Linked DNA regions of Homo sapiens: region 1 is linked to region 2. A link is a loop called in an ENCODE intact Hi-C map of the cell type or tissue named here. Cell type or tissue: tibial artery. All regions are shown on one strand. Links, peaks and the distances in the headings refer to the core of each region. The heading gives the core; the rest is flanking DNA. Region 1 overlaps CNDP1 (carnosine dipeptidase 1). Region 2 has its middle 40 kb from the start of TIMM21.

Region 1 (8,000 bases), core at 1-8,000, 370 kb after region 2:
CTCTTTGGTTGGGTCCTCGGCCACTGTGAGGCTCCCAGTCCCTGATGACAGCTGAGGAAATTCAGGCTCAGAGAGGTACCCGAAGGAGTACAGCTGGGATCTGGCAGGGCTGAACTTGGTGTTGGCCCTCCTGACTATTAGGCCTGTGGTCTCCCCGTGATGCCACCCCGACTGCACTGCTTTATCCACATGCCCTCTTCCAGCATTGACTCTCACTCTGCCACTTTGTTTTGTGAACACAGGTTCTCTGTGGTCACTCAGATTTTATGCCAGCTGAATCCTAGCTGAAAAGTTCTTGAAGCCTGAACATCCCTGTAGCATTTCAGTGCTGATCTGACAGAAGGTAGAACAGCCTGGGAGTGGCTTTCCTTTTGGGCATGGGATGGATTGACCCCAGGTGCTGAGTGACACTCTGGTTAGGGAGATGCACTCTTTATTGCCGTCTGGGACATTTTCAGTAGGACCAGATGTTTTGTTGGAAGTGAATTCCTAGAAGAGACAGAACACAGCTCCCTGTGCACAAATTCATTTCAGATGCACTGTGCAATGTGTTGGGGGGCTCGTCAGTTTGGATGCTCCCCAGCTCACCTTCACTCTATGGGGGCTTGAGGCCAAGGGATGGGCAGGAGCATGGAGGAAGATTCAGCAATGCATTTGGGAACACATGGGAAGTGATGGAGGGGCCCTGCATGGTACCCCAACAAGGGAGGAGGTCTGGTGGGAGAAGCAGGTGGGCTCCACCATGTAAGACCTGGGAGCCATGGGGATATTTGCTTTACCCCAAGGGCAATGGGACCTCTTGGAAGAGTTAAAACAGGGAGTCTTGCGATCTGCCCCACCTTTAAAAAGATCACCCAGGCTGCTTTGTGGAGGGTGGATTAGAGGAAGCCATGAAAATGACAGAATGAAAAGTGAAATATTCAACCAACTGCTTTTCAAACAGCCTTGCAGATGCTCCATTGTAAAATAAGCAACATCGGCGGGGCCACACCCATGATGAGCGTCCTCTCAAGGATGCTCTTGAGCACATCTCTCTCTCAAGGTCTCGGGGATGGCACTGAGACTTCACCAGCCTAGTTCCCCTTGTTCTCCCCGCAACCCCTGCTCACCTCCACCTACGGAAAGGTGGGCATTTGAAGAATCATAGATTAAACAAGTCAGAATTTGATAACGTAAAACATCTCAAACATTTAAAACAATAAAAGATGGGATTCCAGAGACAAAAATAACAGAGACAGGCTGGGTTAAACTCTCCCCTCCTTCCTCCTGCTGCAGGAGGGTGGGTTTGGCTTCTAAAGTGGAGCCCAGCTGGTCTCCTGGGGATAGCTGGTGGCTTTCCTAGCCAAGAACCTGACGTAGGCGGTCTGACCAAGGGCTGCAGCCCCCTTGGCCCTTCCCAGCCCTCGCTCCCTCCCTCCTCTTCTCCAGCCCGCCTCTGATGGCTCGGGCTGCACTGGGGGAGATGTTGCTGATGGCCCCTCCAGATGTGCAGGTGGCCCCTGGGTCTGATGCTGGCAGCTCCCACTCCAGACAGGGCTCTGGGGGGCCTCTGTGAAGGGGTGACCTTGCCCACTTTGCCACAGGACCTTCCTGTCAGGGGTCAAGGAGGAATGCTGGCTCTTAGGCTCCCAAGGACACCCAGGTGGAGTCATCCCAGAGGTGGACGGGCTGGGGAGACTGAGAAGGGGTCAGGGAGGGGAGAGGAGGGAGGAGACAGGGTTGTGGTTGGGTCTCTCAGAGATGGGGTTGCACCATGTTGGCCAGGCTGGTCTTCAACTCCTGACCTCAAGTGATCCGCCCACCTCGACCTCCCAAAGTACTGGGATTACAGGCATGAACCACCACCTCAGACGTTTTTCTTCCTTTCCTGTTAAAGTACTGTGATTTCAGGAGCCAGTGGAAAGAAACCCCACAACACTGGATTTTAGGCATTGCTCAGAAATTCTTTTGTCTAATAGAGCAGTTCATCACACATGGAAGATTTTTGCGTGTTTGTTTTTGGTTCTACCTTACTCTTTTCTCTCTTGTAAAGATCACCCTTCACTCCTGGGCAGCAGAACTGGGCCTCCCCAAGGGGCCAGGAGGAAACACCTTATCCTAGGAATAAACGGAATGATGTTATTTAAAGATGAGCTTGTTAACTTGGTTTTTGTCTTATTAAAATTCTTTAGCATTGGAAATAAAGTGTTTGGGGAAGGACGTAGCAAAAAATACATGTTTGGTTCTACCGCCTTGTGTTATTTTATTCCGACTGACTGGAGGCAGCTGTGTGAGGTAACAGACCTTCTTGAGGAATTTGGAAGGTCCGAAGTCCAGCAACTGGCATTGATTTTCATTCGTTCCTCCCATGTCAAACCCTTCCAGGCTGCGTCCCTGCTGGCTGTGCTGCTGCTGCTGCTGGAGCGCGGCATGTTCTCCTCACCCTCCCCGCCCCCGGCGCTGTTAGAGAAAGTCTTCCAGTACATTGACCTCCATCAGGATGAATTTGTGCAGGTAGGAGAAAGAAACTACACAACTACACACAGAATGCTTGGATTATATCCTTTGGTATTTGGGTGAGACAATTATTTGCTTGGAGATGTGGATTTTTTTGCCTAATTCCATTTAAAATGCCTATGACTGCTCATTGGGTTAAAAATCTTCAGTATTCATTAGACAGATGGACGAGATCCCTCCTAGCCATTCCTCCTGTAAAGGGCACTGGGTCTTCATATCCAGCACACTTGGTCCAGGGATGTCCACACAGAGATGACCAGCACCTCCGCTGAGCTCAAGTCTGCCCTGGTCCATCAGGTCGCCCATTCCTAATGCCACCTGACGTTATTGTAAGGCCTGGGCAGAGCTGGGGAGCCAGGGAGCTCTGCAAAGTTCAACAGCAGCGTTGTTTGTTTTGTAGCATGTGTGCAACAGGCACTTTATCTCCTTCATTCATTCATTCATTCAATTTATTTATTTGTTTTGAGACAGAGTCTCGCTCTGTCACCCAGGCTTGAGTGCAGTGGTGAGACCTCGGCTAACCTCAACTTCCCAGGTTCAGGTGATTCTCCTGCCTCAGCCTCAGCCTCCCAAGTAGCTGGGATTACAGGCACCTGCCAACACACCTGGCTAATTTTTGTATTTTTTCAGTAGAGACGGGATTTCCCCATGATGGGCAGGCTGATTTTGAACTCCTGACCTCAAGTGATCTTCCTGCCTCGGCCTCCCAAAGTGCTGGGATTGCAGGTGTGAGCCACCATGCCTGGCCCTCTTTTTTTCTGTTATTTTTTGAGACAGGGTCTTGCTCTGTCACCCAGGCTGGAGTGCAGTGGCACAAACACAGCTCACTGCGGCCTCGACCTCCTGGGTTCAAGTGATCCTTCTGCCTCAGCCTCCCAAGTTTATAATCCTCTGCTTTACCCCTAATTCACTATACAGGGTCTATACATATACAGGTTGGGAGTGGGGGTAAAGTAGAGGGAGGATGAGGAGGAATGGCAAAAAGAGGGAGGCCTGGGGAGCAGGAGGAGACAGGAGGAGGCATGGGAGAGCAGGAGCTTGCCGGAGCCCACAGACTCACCAGCTCCTCCCCACCCCCACTCTCCTAGGCTCTCTTGTCCCCTCTGTGGCCATCCGGTCCCATCCCTACACACCCCCATATATGTATCCCCACACACCCCCACACATGTGCACACTGATGTGTTGTTGTCTGTGTTCACCAGACGGGGAGCTCCTTGAGGTCTCCCTGGACTTTGTACCCCAAGCCCCCCACATCATGTCTGGCACAGGACAGGCATTCAGTATACATTTATTGGATCAATCAACCAATTTTGGGAATATTATGCAATTAGGCTAAAGGCACGAGGCTGAATGCCCAGCCTACTGTTCCTAAATCTGACCTTCATGCAATCCTTCTTCTTACTGAAATATTAACTAGGCATCAATGCCTCTTGGATTTTTGAAACCTGAGTGGGGTTTCCAGAATCAGTGTGTGGTGGGGATTTAATCCTGGTTTAGGCCTTTCAGCCAAAACATCTCTTCCTAAGTCCCTCAAACATACCCAAATCCACTGAACTTATGGAGAAGCCAGCAGTCTCTGCTCTGTAAATTCCAGTTTAAAAATGTCAAACACAATATTCCTAAGGGTTAGATAAATGCCTTCATAATAAAAATAAAAGCTCTACAACCAGAATAGAGAGATCAAACTCAAATAAGTCAGGAAGAGAAGTCCAAGATCAGTAAATCTGTGTAGTTTTTCATAAAAATGCTGATTGTCTCAGTATGAGCCACTCAGGTTCCAACACAGGCATGTGAGTGGTTCTTATCAGTCATTCATACCAGCCAGCGCTGCTGGAGTGGCTGCCAGGTGCTGGGCACTGTGCACACGTTACCTCAGTGGTCCTCACCATCACCCTATAGTTAGGGAGCATTACTTTCTTTTTCTTTTTTTTTTTTTTTTTTTTGAGATGGAGTCTTGCTCTGTCACCCAGACTGGAGTGCAGTGGCACGATCTTGGCACACTGCAAGCTCCGCCTCCCAGGTTCACGCCATTCTCCTGCCTCAGCCTCCCAAGTAGCTGGGACTACAGGCGCCCACCACCACACCTGGCTAATTTTTTGTGTTTTTAGTAGAGATGGGGTTTCACCACGTTAGCCAGGATGGTCTGGATCTGCTGACCTCGTGATCTGCCCACCTGTGCCTCCCAAAGTGCTGGGATTACAGGTGTGAGCCACCGCACCCGGCTGGGAGCATTACTTTCTCATGCAGATGAGAAAACTCAGGCTAAGGGAGGTTAAGGAATACATCCAAAGTCACATAGCTATGACAGGCTGAGTTTAAGCCCGAGGTCACAGTGCCTGTGGGATCCTAGAGGCACAGGGAGGGGCAGGCCAGGGAATCTAAATGCAGAGCATGTTAGGAGGGACCTGCAGCCCAGCAGAGGCCCCTGTGGGGTTCAGTCACGGCTTGGAGGCTTCCAGGACCAGGTGTGGGAAGCCAGGAGTCCTGGAGAAAGCTGAGAACCCACCAGCTCCTCAGTTCTTAATAATTAGAAACAGTGGGTGGGGACTTGCCCTCCTGTACAGCCCTGGTGAACGCAGTGAGGACCCAGACCATCACCTTTCTCCCAGCCCGTCCTGCCTGACCTTCTATACTAACCAGGCGCCTCTGGCTTCTGGGTTCCTGATTAAATCCCCAGCTCTTCTGTCTGTTACTCTTAAATGTCACAGTGTTCACTGGCACTGTCATAGGTCCTCAGGTCCTTGATCAACAGAAAAGTACCTGGGGACTCGCTGTCTCCTGCCCTCCCTTCGCTCCCCCCGCAGAGCAGATGTGGGACCCCAATGCTAATGGCCTGCTTGCTCTTCCTCCTAGACGCTGAAGGAGTGGGTGGCCATCGAGAGCGACTCTGTCCAGCCTGTGCCTCGCTTCAGACAAGAGCTCTTCAGAATGATGGCCGTGGCTGCGGACACGCTGCAGCGCCTGGGGGCCCGTGTGGCCTCGGTGGACATGGGTCCTCAGCAGGTGCTGTACGATTCCCTCCCACTGAGGGAGGTGCTACTTCTAGACGTCAGTCATGCCTTCCCGGGGGTGGCAAGGGAGAGGCTCACCCTGATCCTCAACCACAACCCCCCATAACCCCAATTCCCAATGAAGATGAAACATTCCCCTGGTCTCAAATGAAGCCGTGTTATTGCTTTCCAGTCTTGTCAGGACTCTGGGGAGGGGTTGGCTCTTAGAAGCCAGTGCAGATGACAAGTGAAGGTCACCTTATCATGGAAAGGACCCCCTTGTACTTTTCATTTCCTGGACACAAAGTTCAAATTTCTCCTTTAAGGAAAAGGAAATTGTCCTTTTCTTTAAATTCATATGCATCTTTCTCAAAGGGGTTGTATCTGGAGCTGCATTTTTTTCATCAGAACCATCTCTTAGAACTCTACTCCATCATGAATGTCTTAAATCTAAGCACCCGCTGCGCTTACTTTAGCACTGAGGAACCTCAGGATCATCCATGTTTTCTAGGATTTGTCCACCTAATTTAAGCCAGTTGTCATCTGCATTCTTTTTTTTTTTTTTTTTGAGACAGAGTCTTGCTCTGTAGCCCAGGCTGGAGTGCAGTGGTGCAATCTCAGCTCACTGCAACCTCCGCCTCCCAGGTCCCAGTTCAAGCAATTCTCCTGCCTCAGCCTCCCGAGTAGCTGGGATTTCAGGCGTGCACCACCACACCCAGCTAATCTTTGTATTTTTATTAGACACAGGGTTTCACCATATTGGCCAGGCTGGTCTTCAACTCCTGACCTCGTGATCCACCCGCCTTGGCTTCCCAAAGTGCTGGGATTACAGGCATGAGCCACCGTGCCCGGCCCGTCTGCATTCTTGCTGAAGAGGACATTCAGCTAATGATGCTAATTGTCAGTGTGGATCTAAAGAAGCACTTTACTTTTGATTAGGTTTTATATCTTAATTAAAAGTGTCTTGGCTGGGTGTGGCATCTCACACTTGAAATCCTAGCACTTTAGGAGGCTAAGGCGGGCGGATTAGTTGAGCCTGCCCAGCTGGTCAGCCTGGGCAACATGGCAAACCTATCTCTACCAAAAATACAAAAAGGTAGCCGGACATGGTGGTGCACGTCTGTAGTCTCAGCTACTTATGAGGAGGCTGAGATGGGAGAATCACTTGAGCCTGGGAGTGTGCCACTGCGCTCCAGCCTGGGCGACAGGAGTGAGACCTGTCTCCAAAAGAAAAGAAAAAAGAAAAAAAAAGTGTTTCATGGGACTCATTTTAGAGATGGAGAAACTGATGCTCAGTTTCTCCCAATGTCAAACAAGACTCCCAATGTCATGTCTTTGAATTTTCTGGAAGAACAACACAGCATTTTTGAAAATGTGATTCCTGATCATTCTGCAGCTGCCCGATGGTCAGAGTCTTCCAATACCTCCCGTCATCCTGGCCGAACTGGGGAGCGATCCCACGAAAGGCACCGTGTGCTTCTACGGCCACTTGGACGTGCAGCCTGCTGACCGGGGCGATGGGTGGCTCACGGACCCCTATGTGCTGACGGAGGTAGACGGTCAGTGAGGCGCCCGGGCTACAGTGCGGTGCTGCTGTGCTTGCAAGATTGAAGGGGTGAAGATGAGGCTCTGTCCCTGGGTTTTGGGTCTCTCCCTGTCATTAAGAATGCATAGGCCGGGTGCGGTGGCTCACGCTTGTAATCCCAGCACTTTGGGAAGCCAAGGTGGGTGGATCATTTGAGATCAGGAGTTCAAGACCAGCCTGGCCAACATGGCAAAACCCTCTCTCTACTAAAAATACAAAAAAATAGCTGGGCATGGTCGTGGGCGCCTGTAATCCCAGCTACTTGGGAGACCAAGGCAGAATTGCTTGAACCTGGGAGGCGGAGGTTGCAGTGAGCTGAGATCACACCACTGCACTCCATTCTGCTTGGGTGACGGAGTGAGACTTCATCAAAAAAAAAAAAAAAAGAATGCACAGAGAGGCGGCTCTCAAAGTCTACCGATCGGTTCACTGAGGCTGGTTTTCTTTCATTTGTGAAAAAAACGGTAAACTTTTGTGTCCCTGGATGGAGGTTCTTGAGTTGTGAGGAAAACAGTTGTCTAGGCCACACACTTTCGTTTTGAACAGTATCAAATGTAATTCGCCTTTTATAAAGAAAAAGAAGAAAGGTTAATAGAGATATACACACATCTTTTTTTCATTCTTCTACTAACTGTAAAATCCCCAAATGAGAGGCTATGCCACGTGGCACTCTGCAACAAATCCCCGGTGGGTCTCTCCGGTGAACTTGGATAAAATAGCTAATTATTATTAAGGACAATGGGATCTGTATTGCAAATTAGCTTATCTTATCTGACTAGCTGATGACTGTACTATTTGTCAGGGAAGAGATCCAAGGATCTCTTATGTACAGTCTTATTTGTACATAAGAAATCATACTTTGCAATTTCATGCAAGATTTGAGCCTGCAATATTATTATAGAAAGCACTGTTAACATCAGTACCCATGA
Region 2 (14,455 bases), core at 5,731-13,730:
TGCAATTTTCCTGTAAGTTGGAAATTGTTTTTAAAAATTGTTTTTTTAAAAAAAGCAATCCGTGTGGGGCATTTAAAATGTGTGTTACTGGGTAGGTGAGTCAACCACATTTAATTAAAGGCTGTGGCAGCCCTGTGAAATCTCAGCTCTGAATGTATTCCAGCTCTTTCTCTCGATCTTTGTCCACGGCAAGCGTTCCACTCAGCACGGCATTCCTCCCGCGATCCATTCTCAAATGTTGGCATGAATTCTTAATATTCTGAAAGAAAATGATCCTGGAAAGTATAAAATATTTACACCCTGCTGTCTGTTCTGCCTCGCTTGAGGAAAATTCTCATCTGTACACAAATGTTCTTCAGCTTTTGAGACCAGATGGCAGAGAGTCATAAAAAGACTGAAAAATTAGAAGGCGGGAAGTGGAGCGCGATGCCCAACAGAGAGCGGTCGTTCCCTGCGGGCTCAGCGTCTTTACGCTCTTCAGATGAAGGGTTTGCACCTACGAGGCAGTCTCGGTCTATCAGGCTCTGTCCATTCCTCTTCTTAATTTCATATAAATCTCCTTTCTGCCCCCTGCACATGACCCACGCCCAGGGAAAATGCCTCATTGCAAACGCTATCATCCGTTGGGGCCACTGAACAGGGGTGGGATGGCTGTCGCAGCACTGATCCCCCTGCAGGGAGGCTGACCTCATGAGGTCTGCGAGCCTCCATCACCGTCTTCTTCGCGGGCTCTGGGCTAGGAACTGCCCGCAGCCTCACTTGAAGGCCTTCTGTCTCTCACTTTCTCGGTCCATCTGACCTAATCTTGCCACTGTGATCATCACAGGCAAAGGTGTCAGGAGACCCCGCCAGCACACAGCAGCTGCGCTTGGGGCCTCCTAGGTTCACCTGGGGCAGCGGTCCCTAGCACGCGGGCCAGGTGATGCCCTTCAATCCCGAGCCAGACGCCCTCCTGCTCTTCAATATCACCTGTCAGTCGCCAAGGCCCTCCATGTGAGCTCCTCCAGAAGCGGACGCTCAGGGCTATTCGGGAGGTGATCCCAGCAAACGCCAGGAAGGGCTGGGAAGCGAGACAGGAAAGGAGAGGAAGGCAACCCAGGGTGGGAAAGCAGGGGCGGCCTCCTGGGCTGCTGAGCCTCAGCTCGGGGCCACGGGAAGACACCCTGGCACCTGCTTCCGAGCCGTCCTCCCCGGGGCCGGGCTGGGCTCTCCAGAGGGCAGCCTCGCAGGGGCTCCGCGGGACCCTCCAGCCCTGGGGCCTGGGTCAGCGGCTGCTCTACGCGAGGGTTGGAGCTGCTCTACTGAGGGGGCTTTCTCCCAGGAAAGATTTGCTCCTAAGCTTAGTTCAGCTGCACTCACGCCTCAACCTGTGCCTGACTCACCTCTCATTACAATTCATATGATAACTTAGAAAGGTTTTCTCCCAGGAGGCGGTCTGCACAGGTGACTTTCTGCTTAAGACAATCAGCTGGTCCATCAACCAGGCGGCTCAACTGGCGCCTCTGTGCTGCGTCCTCCTGAGTGCCCAGGCTCGTGAGGCTGTGCCTCCCCCTGCACCAGCTCCCTCCAACTCTCCCCCTCCTCTCCCCTGCCTCTCCCTGCATCTTCCCCACATGTCCTCCACCACTCCTCTCCCTCTCCCCATCCTCTCCCCTCCTCTCCCCCACCTCTCCCCTACTCTCCCCGACCTGTCCCCTCCTCTCCCCCACCTCTCTCCTCTTCTTCCCTACCTCTCCCCTCCTCTCCCCAACCTGTCCCTCACCTCTTCCCTTCTCTCTCCACCTCTCCCTTCCTCTCCCCGACCTCTCCCCTCCTCTCCCTCTTCCCGCTCCTCTCCACTCCTCCTCCCACCTCCCCCTACTTCTCCTCTCCTGTCCCGGACCTGCCCCCACCTCTTCCCTTCTCTCCCCACCTCTTCCCCACCTGTCCCCTCTTCTCCACTCCACCTGCCCAGCAGCACTTCCTGTTCTACACACAGATCCTCCTTTCACTGGGCAATTCAATCCCTTCTACTCCCTGGTCTCATGTTACACAGAGGAAACAAGAGCATATCTGTGCTTCATAATAGACATGAACTTAAAAGAATAAACCCCACACATGTGTGTACTAACATTCCTCTACTTATTAACACCAATAAAAATTAGGCATGCCCTAATACATTCACATTCCTTTTTGGCACATTTGAGATTAGCTTTTCTTTCCAGAGCATCCTTACAAATCCACAGGTCTGCAAATACTGACCTTACCTGAACTAAGGTTGTCATTTTCTTTTTAAGCTCGTTACTGCAATGAGACCATCAGAAGTTTCTTTATGCCAGTTCCTTTGTCGTGATATCATTGAGAGGCCCGATATATGGGATGCATTCCCTCCAAGAGCACTGTCTGGAGGGGTGGAGAATGGTGCTGGAGAGAATCATGACTCAGGCAGTGGGAGCACACAGGACCCGGAGAGGCAGTGCCATCCATTCTCCTTAGGCCACATTTCCCAAGGAAATCGGGAAAAACATTTTTTTTAAAGCTCATAATGTCACATTATGTTAATTAAAGTTAATTAAAATGGAAATGAAGTAATTTAATTTAAACAATTTAATTAAAATGTTTGAAATTTCTATTTTATTTCCACTACAACCTATCTGCTTTAATTTTTAAACCTGTCTTCAAACTGTAATTATGCCTCTTTCTCTTTAATAAGTTCCACCTTACTCATTAACCATCTTTCTGTCACAGTTTATTGAGAGTTCCATTTAAGAAGCCCATAGTGTATGTATTTGGGAAATTCAGATCTTCAAACAAAGTACACGAGCTTAGAATGTGATCTAGAAGGCACAAGCCAGTGGGTAGGGAGGTTTTGGGGGGCTAGGACCTTTCCATTTCCCTACATTATTACTGTGCCCACCACCACTTAAAGAAAGGTTCCAGGCTCACCCCTAAAGCTGCCATCTGACTTAATAAGGTCAGTCTACAAGGTATTGTTTGTCTTAACAGTAATTTAGCAAGGTCCTTTTCTTTGGTTTCCAGAAAGCCAATGTAGTAGGTTTCACTGCTCATGTTTTTTAATGAAGGGAAACGGCTTTAAGTTTTTGTAAGTCTTTGGTAACAATGGGCTAAATTTCCCCAGCAGTATTTCGGAAGACCTTCTTAACTTGCCTCATTACTCTTTAGCACATACCTATGAGCCTTGATTCTTAGAAGAATAAGAAGAAAACGCTCTTCTGGGTGTTACAGCTGGCAGACTTGAAAAGGGCAATTTACTTTCCTTTGTTTACCTCTTTTATTCACTGTTCTTCTCTAAAGAAATACAAATGTGCCAATTAGGTAGAAAATACAAATGTGCCAGTTAGGGAGAAAAGATTTGCAACACAGGTGGATTCCTCTATTCACCAAAGATTCATCTCAGTTTCTTTCCAAAAGCAAGACCCTTAACTACATTTAATTATAATTTATATATTCTAGAACAATATTCACAATCATACAGAGGCATTAATCATACAGAGGTATTAATTTTTAAAGTTCCAATAACACAAAAGGTGGAAAATGCAGGTTTGACTGGTATCCCAGGTGGTACAGTGAGCAGCTGCCATCTCACCTTTGCCAAATGCATTGGAAAACTCTCCAAGGGCCTCAAAGTGGGGCTGTAGCTTACGGTCCCTTTCAGGCCCATGAGAACCTGGGTGGGGTGGGAAAGGTGAAAAATGCATGCCTTCCTGTGTGGGACAGTAAATGTAGGTAATCTGGAATGTGTGAGGTTTGGCCTCGGGCACCTAGTGAAGCAGCGTCATTGTCTGGGGTAAATACCAGAAGTTCATTGTCTCACACCAAGGGAATCAAGGATGTGGACACACAAAAAGTGAGTTTAAAGAGCAGAGGTTTAATAGGTGAAAGAAAGAAAAGAGAAGAGCTCTGTCTCTTGCAGAGAGAGAGGGGCTCCTAAGTGGGACTTCTGGTCTGCAGCAAAGTGCACGGGGGTTTTATAGGCTGATAGACTGTCTTGAAGAGGCGGTGTCTGATTTACAAAGGGCCCAAAAATTGGTTGGACCAGGTGTGCTATTTATGTAGTGTGCAAAGAAGCTGGCCACCCCACCTTAATTTTTATTATGCAGATGTGTTCTCTATCTGGCTGGCACCATGTTGTCTGTTCCTTATTGTACACGTGGTTGACAAAGAAAAGGGAAGATAGAGCCTTCGTGTTGAATATACCTGCCCCCCAGGTAGACTTTTCCTATTGGCATAGCTGCCGGCATTCACCTGGGCAGGATTCCAGCTTGCTTATCTATGTCTGCAGCTCGATTTTAGAGGCTGCTCTTTGGTAGAAAAGAAATGATTTGGGGGCTGCTTTTCATTAAAAAGAAAACCTTACCAAGGACACGTCTACACTCACTACCTGCCTAAATCATTTCTTTTTAACTCCTATATCACTAGGGCTGCTTTGAAATACTGGAAGGATCATGAGCTCATCCTGGGACTGAGAGGGAAACTGAAATGGCAGGAAATATGAAAAAGTTTGGAAACTTTGAGTGAGGCTTGGGCAAGACTGTGTTTCCACAGCAGATTGATGTCTGGGTTCTGATTAAATACTTCTAAAATCCCCTAAGATTCTTCCAGGCAGCCAAATGGTGATTCCACTGATTCTACCATTCTACTAGAATGGTGATTGTAACTGATTCTACAGCAATAACCAACATATGTTGAACATTTAATACGGGTCAGCTGTTATGCTGACTTGCTTTTTATGCATCATCTCACAATATTTTTTAAAACAGGTGATGTCAGCACCATTATCACTTTACTTTACAGATGGAAAAATCAAGGCACCCAGTAGGAAAGCAGCCCATGCAAGGTCCTGGAGCAGTGATTTTAGAACACAGCCCAGGCTGTGGCTGTACCATGGGGGCCAGAACCCATCCTCGTCACTTTCACAATGGATACAAATGTTACCAAAGCCAAGGTGCTGACCATGCTGTTGAGATCTGCTGCATCTCTGCTGGACTTTTGTCCAGTTACTCCATCAATGTTTGAGAGAGGAATTTTATATATATATATATTTTTTTTTATTATACTTTAAGTTCTAGGGTACATGGGCACAACGTGCAGGTTTGTTACATATGTATACGTGTGCCATGTTGGTGTGCTGCACTCATTAACTCGTCATTTACATTAGGTATATCTCCTAATGCTAAAACCTCAAATCATGACGGTGGTAGTGTCTACCTCTTTCTTTAATTCTGTCATTTTTGCCTCATGGATTTTGAAGCTCTGTTATGGAGCACTTATACATTTATGATTGCTATGTCTTCCTGCTGAACTGATCCTTTCCTCATGAAGTGTCCTTATTTGTCTCTCATGATCAATTTTGTTTTGAAATGGACTTTATCTTACATTAATGAAAGATTCTCCCTGAAAGCTTGAAGGGATGAGTGATTCCTCCCTTCTCAGGCCCAGTCCCAAGGTGCAAGGCCCACTTGCGTCAGCAGCGTGTGTCAGCAAGATAGAAGCAGGAAGAGAGCCAGCAGGAAGACACCTCCCCTGGCCAGGAGACACCTCCCCTGAAGATCGAGAAAGAGGCTGTCCAGATACTATGTAGCAGTCATGTCAGACTGGGACACTTGCTGTTTACAGAGGACTATAAACCCCCCTGTCCCATCCTCAGTTGGGGCTGACACCATTTTGGGCCTTAGCCCACCTGCACTCAGGTGCTCATTAAAACAGCATGTTGCTCCACACTCCCTCGTGTTGTCTGTTGGCGCGCTCTCAGGGTTCAAACCGATACAAGAACCTTTCAGTTAATACATCACTCCAGCCTTCCTATTTGCCTCCTCTGTTTTTAATTCCTGTGTTTCCCCTTTCCTGCCTCTTTTGGCTTATTTTGATTGTTTTAGAGAATTTACTCAAGGCTGTTAACGGTGAGTCATGAAACAGATGCACTGATTCTCTACAGGTGGGAGCTGCAATTGGCACAAGCTCCAAGGTGGAGAATCTCATTATATATTAAGGGTGTCAAAACTTTTAACAACATGCTTGTCATTTATCCCAGCTGTGCCACCTCTGCACATTTATGTTTTTACAAGAAATCAGGCCAGGTGAGGTGGCTCATATCTGTAACCCCAACACTTTGGGAGGCCAAGGCGGGAGGATCCCTTGAGCCCAGGAGTTAGAGGCTACAGTGAGCCATGATCTCACCATTGCACTCCAACCAGGGTGACAGAGTGAGACATCATTTCTTAAGTAAATAAGTCAATAGATAAATAAATCATTGGTGGCCCTCCCCACCCAGGCCCCAGACTTACTTTACTTCTGCCAGAGTTGACAACAGTGTTCTTCCCACATCCTCACCTCCCGGCCTCCCTTCCTCTCTCCTCCTTGCCACTTTGTCTCTTTCCCACTGTTCCTCATCTTACTGTCTTATTGATGTAAAATTCACATTATACATTTTAAATTAATCTTAACCCTAAGAATTCCACACATTTTTTAAAAAGTTTTAGAATAAGTGATACATTCTTTGTCTTCAAACTATTTCATTATGAAATCTTAAGGCATACAAAAATAAAATCATAAACACCCATGTGCCCATCATCTAGCTTAAATAAAATTATTCCTGAGTCCCTGCTCTTCTTGACCCACTCTATTTAGGTGTTTGTTTTTGTTTGTTTGTTTTTGACAGGGTCTCACTCTGTCACTCAGGCTGGAGTATGGTGGCTCAATCACAGCTTGCTGCAGCCTCGACCTCCTGGCTCAAACAATCCTCCTGTCTCCATCTCCCAAGTAGCTGGGACTACTGATGCACCACCAAACTTGGCTAATTTTTTTTAAAAAACTTTTTGTAGAGATGGGGTCTCACTCTGTTGCCTAGGCTGATTTTCAACTACTGGCCTTAAGCTATCCTCCTGCCTTGGCCTCCCAAATTGCTGGAATTACACGCATGAGCCACTGTGCCCGGCCCCATTCAGTTTTCTTTCCTTACCATTCCTGTCCCCATACTGCTCTTTTTAAGGTCACCAGCACCCTCTGTGTAGTGAAATCCAGTTATCACGTATCTGCCAATGTTATACTTGATCTACTAGTGGTGACAGAGGCTGGTGACAACTTCTTGAGATGCCATCTGCTCTTGGCCTCCAGGGTGCTACTCTCACGGCCCTCTTCTACCTCTCTGCTGTCCTTCATCACTCTGGCCGCTATATTCTCTTCTCTCTGAACTTTAAAGGCTGGAAAACCTCATGCCTTGGCCCAAAGCCCTTTCTCTTCTTTGTCTACACTGTCTCCTTAGTTGATCTGTTTTGGTCCCATGTCTTTTAATAACATCAATATATGATTTACCTTCAGCACTGAGACTGTCTTTAGCAGCAGATTATATGACATCTCTGCTTGGATATCTAATGGGCATCTTCAATTTTTGTACATGTAAAGCAAAACATTGAATTTCTCTCACTCAGAAAATTCCCTCCTCCAGCCTTCCCCACCTTGATAAGTGGTACCACCATCCTCCCTGTTTCCACTTCAGATCTAACATTTCCACAAGTTTTACCAGCTATACCTTCCAAATATCTTCCCTTCTCATTATCTCTGTTACAGGAAAGGGGTCCCAATCCAGACCCCAAGAGAGGGTTCTTGGATCTCGCTCAAGAAATAATTCAGGGCGAGTCCGTAGTGAAAAGTGAAAGCAAGTTTATTAAGAAAGTAAAGGAGTGAAAGAATGGCTACTCCATAGAGCAGCCCCGAGGGCTGCTGGTTGCCCATTTTTATGGTTATTTCCTGATGATATGCTAAACAAGGGGTGGATTATTCATGCCTCCCCCTTTTAGACCATATAGGGTAACTTCCTGATGTTGCCATGGCATTTGTAAACTGTCACGGTGCTGGTGAGAGTGTAGCAGTGAGGTCAACCGGAGGTCACTCTTGTTGCCATTTTGGTTTTGGTGGATTTTAGCCAGCTTCTTTACTGCAAGTTGTTTTATCAGCAAGGTCTTTATGACTTGTATTTTGTGCTGACCAGGATCCTGTCTCATCCTGTGACTTAGAATGCCCTAACCATCTGGGAATGCAGCCCAATAGGTTTCAGCCTCATTTTACCCAGCTCCTATTCAAGATGGAGTTGCTCTGGTTCACATGCCTCTGACATCTCCACTGTGACCTCTCTGGGCCAAACCACCAACACCCTTTGCCTGCAGCAAGAGGGCACCTCTGGTCCTGCCTGCCTGGTCTTGCCTCTCTATCTGTTCTCCACACGGCATTGGAAGGGATGCTTTTAAAGTGTAAATTAGACCATCATTCCCCGATTTAAAACCATGAAATCAGACAGAAGCTACTGAAGAAATCACAATCCGCCTGCCCCTCTGCTGCACCTCCGGCAAAGATTTAAAATTCTTGGACAGACTCCCCTGGGTAATGACTCAGAGGAACAGTGAAGCATCCTAATTACCAGCCCAGCTACTTGTCCAAGAGCCTCCTTTGCAAATTCACAGTTTGCCTCCTTATCTTCTGTGAGGAGTCCCTAATTGGTTCTTGTTAGGTAAAAATTAAGTTGCAATTCTGGTTTGTGATGCAGCCTCTGGCAAGTCAAGCATTTTGTTTCATGTTCTACTGAATTCTCTGCAATATGTTATTTTCTACGATTCAACCTACTTCTGAGTATGCAACAAAACAGTATTTCCTACAAAGCAAGAGTTACCTTTAAGGGTTACTCTCAGGTTCTAACAGTCATTATTTGTTGAGCTTAAGGAGTTGAAAAATTTTAGTATGGTTAGAATTGAATCTATAAACTTTAAGCATTTTCCAGTGGTTCCCAAAATATAAACAACTTGCTTATTTTCCTTTTGAGTATGTTATTACCCTGCTCAGAAATATGCTGTGGTATCAAATTTCCTCTCAAAGTCAATTTGCAACACTTAAACTCATACTTCTAACATTCTCTAATGCCTTCTCCCCTACATAATTGTGTATTTCCCATAACACTCTGTCTCGGAGACAGCTACGATCCAGCCAGCACATTCATGCGCCATCTCTCACCGTGCAGTAGACTGCTGCCTTCTCCACCCCAGAATACCAGGCCTCCAGCCAGACTGATCACCCTCTTTGTATTTTAAACATAAAACTCATTCCAACTTTCAAATCTATGTTTCAAAAAGTGCCTTCCCTGGATGATCTCTCCTCTCAGGACTCTTCTGATTGCTCCAGCAACCATTTTAGCAGGTATACCTGCAAAAATGCTTTGTCTCTGTGTCTCTGTCTGTGTCTCTGTCACACACACACGCACACACACGCACACATGCACACACACACATCTCTAATATCTAAGACAAACACACATGTTCTACTCCAAAGAGTGAATTGTAAGTCAACCAAAACTGGGGTCATGGTGGGGGTGGATATAATGCTTCTATTTCCAAGATCATAGAATTATTGATGTGGAAATAATTACGAAGTCATCATTCTATGCTGTTTAACTCATCATGATAACAGAAGAAGGAGCAACATAAATACCAACCAGAGCTTTTCCAATAATTTAGACTCTCAATCTGCAACCACAGGGCCCTATGAGATGTGCTATTAATGCCTCCCTCTGTCCGAGGAGGAAGCTGAGATTCAGAGAACTGGTGGAGCGGCTGTTACAGGTCACTCAGCAAGTAGTCCAGGTTTGCTGATCCTCCCCATCCATGCTCTTCCTTACCCTCGATGGATGGCTCTTTTTCTTTTTTTTTTTTTTGAGATTGCGTCTCGCACTGCTGCCCAGGCTGGAGTACAGTGGCACGATCTCGGCTAACTGCAACCTCCACCTCCCAGGTTCATGCGATTCTCCTGCCTCAGCCTCCTGAGTAGCTGGGATTACAGGCACACACCACCACACCCAGCTACTTTTTTGTATTTTTAGTAGAGATGAAGTTTCACTATGTTGGCCAGACTGGTCTCGAACTCCTGACCTGGTGATCTACCTGCCTTGGCCTCCCAAAGTGCTGGGATTACAGGCATGAGCCACCGCACCTGGCGATGGATGGCTCAATTTTAAAAACATGTAGTTGCAATTCTAACCATCAAAATCATGGAAAACATTTCACAATCAGAGAAGGCTAAGAGGCTAAACACCAACATCCTCAAAAAATGGTGAAAATAACTAATAATAAAAGCCATAAGGAAGTAAAGCTCTTTCTAGCGATGCCATAGACTAAAATTTCCTTCCTTCATTCCACAAACTTTGAGTTCCTACTTCGCACCAGGCTTTGGGTTAAGCCCAGGGGATAGAAAGACGAGAAAGAGTCAGTCTCTATGATGGAGGAAACGGCACATTACAGTGGGGGCAACATTTGAGCACCTGGCAGTTAACACCGAGTGTGAAACATTCCCCAGGGCGGGCAGGGGAGTAAACACAGACAGGGTGCCGACAGCCAAGCTGCATGTCCAAGGGGCCAGAGCAATGTGGGTGGCAGGAAGGGGACATTTCAGGTGGGAGGTGCGGCCTGTCCAAAGGCCGATGGAAGGGAGCTGGAGCCAGGCACGCAGTGCAGCGGCACAGGCTGCAGGGCGTGTGGCCGCCCCCATGTACGCTCAGGCGCCATACCTGGATGCACCATGCCTCTTAGGTGCCACCTTGTCGTTATGACAATTTTTAACATTATTATTATCATTTTGTTAACCCCAAAGATGGCATTTTAAAATATTTATAACAGTTTTCTGGCAGATAGCAGTAAAAGGTGTTGTTTTAACAAAAAATTAATGTATTATGACAACTTTCTGATGATAGAAATAAAGCATATTATTCTACAAGGACTGATATACAATATATACATATAGAGAGAGAGAGAAAAGTTCTGCTTCAAGTCACAAAACATAACTTTGGCAAATCAAAAGATTTGATCAGCAAAATATTTTAATGATAATCAAAATGTTTTATTGATATAATAAGATCTAAAATAGCCCAGGTTTCTAAACAAGAGCTGCAATTCTAGCTGATGTACTGATCAGCAAACATTTTAAAACATAAAAAGGAACCCCCGGCCGGGCACTGTAGCTCACGCCTGTAATCCCAGCACTTTGGGAGGCTGAGGCAGGCGGATCACCTGAGGTCAGGAGCTCGAGACCAGCCTGGCCAACATATAGTGAAACCCCATCTCCACTAAAAAATACAAAAATTAGCTGGGCATGGTGGCACACACCTGTAATCCCAGCTACTTCGGAAGCTGAAGCAGGAGAATCGCTTGAACCTGGGAGGCAGAGGTTGCAGCGAGCCAAGATCGTGCCACTGCACTCCAGCCTGGGCAACAGAGCAAGACTCTGTCTCTCAAAAATAAAAATAAATAACTAAAAAGGAACTCCTATTGCTATTAGATCACTTGATAAAGTTAATGTTTGCCATTGTATTCCTTATGGGTATTTACCAGAATGGTATTGCTGAGATGACAATTTAAGCCTTCTATTTCTTTCACTGTGACATTTATTATTACTGTGCAATAATATATTTGTTTGCCATGATAACCCACAATGTAAGAATTGCATATAAATAAGTTTGATATATTACATAATAATGCATAAATGTAGCAATTGTTTATAGTTATATAATTTTCATCAGAATGATAGACGTTGCTAAAATTTAGATGCTTCTTGCCTATTTTTATGTCACTATTTCTAAGACAAAATACTTCTTAGATGTCAGAAAATAAAACTTAGAATCAGCAAATTAAAAAAACTGAAATCTATGAGAGAAGAAAATGAGGGAAAAATGTATTATTGAACAAATTCTTGGAGGTAAATAAAATGTCAGAAAAAGGGAACAGACTTAAAGCTCCTACGTTTCCGTGGAATGTCGCAGTCACCACACCAGGGACACACAGTGTTGAGTTTACTACCATCTACCTCCTTGTCAGCTGCAATTTCACAAGTTGCATGAAATACTGGAAAAGGTGCTATTATCATAGACTTCAAAGCATACAGACTACTATTATTTTGACTTTTAACAGGCACATAAAATAAATCGAAGGCTTTATTTTCTTTAGCTTTTTACAAGAAAAAACCATTAACACATGGGGATAGCAAAAGCAAAGCAACAGCTGTTCATTCAATGCATATTCTATATTCACATCAGGCATAGTATTCTATGCCAAATTAGTATGTAATAAATATGAAAAAAGCAGAGGGTAGTATTTTAAAAGCTGTTTTTCAGCAACATCAAATCTCCTACTGCCTTGGCCGGCATGTAAAGAATATAGGAGAATCTAGGACAAGGATTCTCCAACTGAGCACAGCAAACAGCATTAGTGCGCAGAGGTTACTCCAAGAGGCACAGAGACAAGGAAGGTCACACTCACTACTGTCCCCTCCACCAACCCCCCTCCATCACCCCCCTCCATCATCCCCCCTCCACCACCCCTCTTCCATCACCCCCACTCTGCCACCCCCCCCACCACCCCCACCCTCCCTCCATCACCCCCACTCATCCATCCCCCTCCACCATCCCCCCCTCCACGTGGATGGCTTCCATCAGCAGTTTCTCTCCTTCTTCAGGAGGCATTCCATGCAAAGGCAAGCACGAAGGCTTCCTTTCTCCTTCTTGACTGTACCCGCTCCTTGCCCCTTGCTTTTAACTTTGGATTGTTATTGGAGATTGCTCCATGGAAGCCATCCCATTCCCGTCACCAGCTGCCTCATGGTGCTTTGTCTGAACACATATCCTGTCCCTATCAGAGGTCTTTGCCAGCCTTCTGCTGTTCGAACGAAGTTGGATTGGTTGTTTCAGCTTTGATTTCTCTGCAAACGGCGAGGCTGCCCACTGTGCCAAGGCTCTGTTCCCAATGCCACCTACCAGCAGCTGCTTCCTCCAGGCCCTGGCCCTCTTGCTCCACTGGCTACTACCTAATCCTTAGTGTGGCCTGAGGAGTCCTGGAGAGGAGGAGGCAGCACCACTGTCCTCTGTTCTGCCACCTTAGCACTGAAAATCCCGGGGGGAGTTTAAAGATAACATGTCCTCCCCTGCCTCTTCATCATAGTTGAAAACCTCTCACCTAAAGTCAGAATCATTTTGAGGAAAAAAAGAAATATTATAGTAAGAAGAAATAATAATGTTCTTCACATTCCTTAATGAATTTTTTCATTGTAGATGGGCAAAGACTTGGAAAATCTCTTCTTTCAAAAAGATTTGGAAGTGGCATAGAAATATTAACATCTGAGGAGTGGCTGGGACTGCTAAGGGAGATGGTAGAATGAGAAGAGGAGAAGATCAGAAAGGAAAGGAATCAAGGTGTCCACAGGGCTGAGAAACTCACTACAGGCTCTTGGGAAGGATCTGTTTCCTTGCTCATTTGGGTTACAGGCAAATTCAGTTCCTCAAGATTGTAGGACTGAGGTCACTGCTTTCTCACTGGTTGTCATCTGGGGCCATTCCCAACTTCTAGAGGCTGCCACACTCCTGGGCTCTTGGTCTCCTTCCTCCATCTTCAAAGCCAACAGCAGTGGGATGAGTCTTTCACACTGAGAATCCCTCCTCCTCCTTTCATCTCATCTGCCTGACCCAGCCAGGAACGACTATGTGCTTCTAAGGATTCACAATGATGATGAGATAAGGTATGAACTTTGCCAAGAATCAGGTTCTTGAGTAAGCAACAGCAGCATCTGTTTCAAAATCCAGCTCCCCCAGCTACAGAGGCTGGGCTCTGACCCACACAGAAGCACTGCTCTCTCTCTCTCTCTTTTTCCCCCAACAGGGTCTTGCTCTGTCGCCTGGGTTGGAGTACAGTGGTGCCATCTCGACTCACTGATGCCTTGGCCTCCCAGGCTCAAGCCATCCTCCCACCTCAGCCTCCCAAGTAGCTGGACTACAAGTACGTGCCACCACGCCCAGCTATTTTTTTTTTTTTTTTTTTTTTTTTGTAGAGACGGGGTCTCACTCTGTTGCCCAGACTGGTCTTAAACTCCTGGTATCAAGTAATCCTCCCACTCCGGCTTCCCAAAGTCCTGGGATCACAGATGTGAGCAACAATGCCCGGCCAATGTTGCTCTCTTAACAAGCTCATTTTGGGCAAAGAGGAAACAGTGCCATGCCAGACCACAGTGGAGACTGGGGCAAAGGAAAAACCAGTATCTCTGATCGTGTCTTTACTGCAAGTGTTGACATTTTGTTAATCCTGGATATTCTGCATGGATTTTGATTTTAAAAAATATTTCTTTAAAGTATTATTTATCCAGGCCAGGTGCAGTGGCTCATGCCTGTAATCCCAGCATTTTGGGAGGCCAAAGCAGGTGGATCATTTGAAGTCAGGGGTTCGAGACTAGCCTGGCCAACATGGTGAAATCCTGTCTCTGCTAAGAATACAAAAATTAACCAGGTGGTGGTGTGCGCCTGTCATCCCAGCTACTTGGGAGGCTGAGTCAGGAGAATTGTTTGAGCTCGGGAGACAGGGGTTGCAGTGAGCCAAGATTGCGTCACTGCACTCCAGCCTGGGCAACAGAGCGAGACTCTGTCTCTCTCTCTCTCTCT

The links. Peaks named below come from ENCODE experiments on the same cell type or tissue, not always from the same donor. Only the 100,000 strongest peaks of a DNase experiment are listed, where the experiment ranks them.
Region 1: it touches region 2 in a loop (5-fold over the local background); 82 of 110 quality-filtered maps call a loop at or near these places.

Annotation. Positions count from the first base shown.
Region 1 is chr18:74,553,974-74,561,973 of GRCh38, forward strand. It overlaps CNDP1 (carnosine dipeptidase 1), which reads left to right. Exons shown (of 12, transcript NM_032649.6): 2 at 2,365-2,493; 3 at 5,350-5,499; 4 at 6,883-7,045. Among named protein-coding and RNA genes, the nearest start is that of CNDP1, 23 kb to the left of the region's middle. In tibial artery, for the core only: no CTCF peak of the experiment used is centred there; no DNase peak of the experiment used is centred there; H3K27me3 peaks cover 1,383 bases.
Region 2 is chr18:74,181,345-74,195,799 of GRCh38, forward strand. No RefSeq gene overlaps it. Among named protein-coding and RNA genes, the nearest start is that of TIMM21, 40 kb to the left of the region's middle. In tibial artery, for the core only: no CTCF peak of the experiment used is centred there; a DNase peak (open chromatin) is centred at 10,397; H3K27me3 peaks cover 2,990 bases.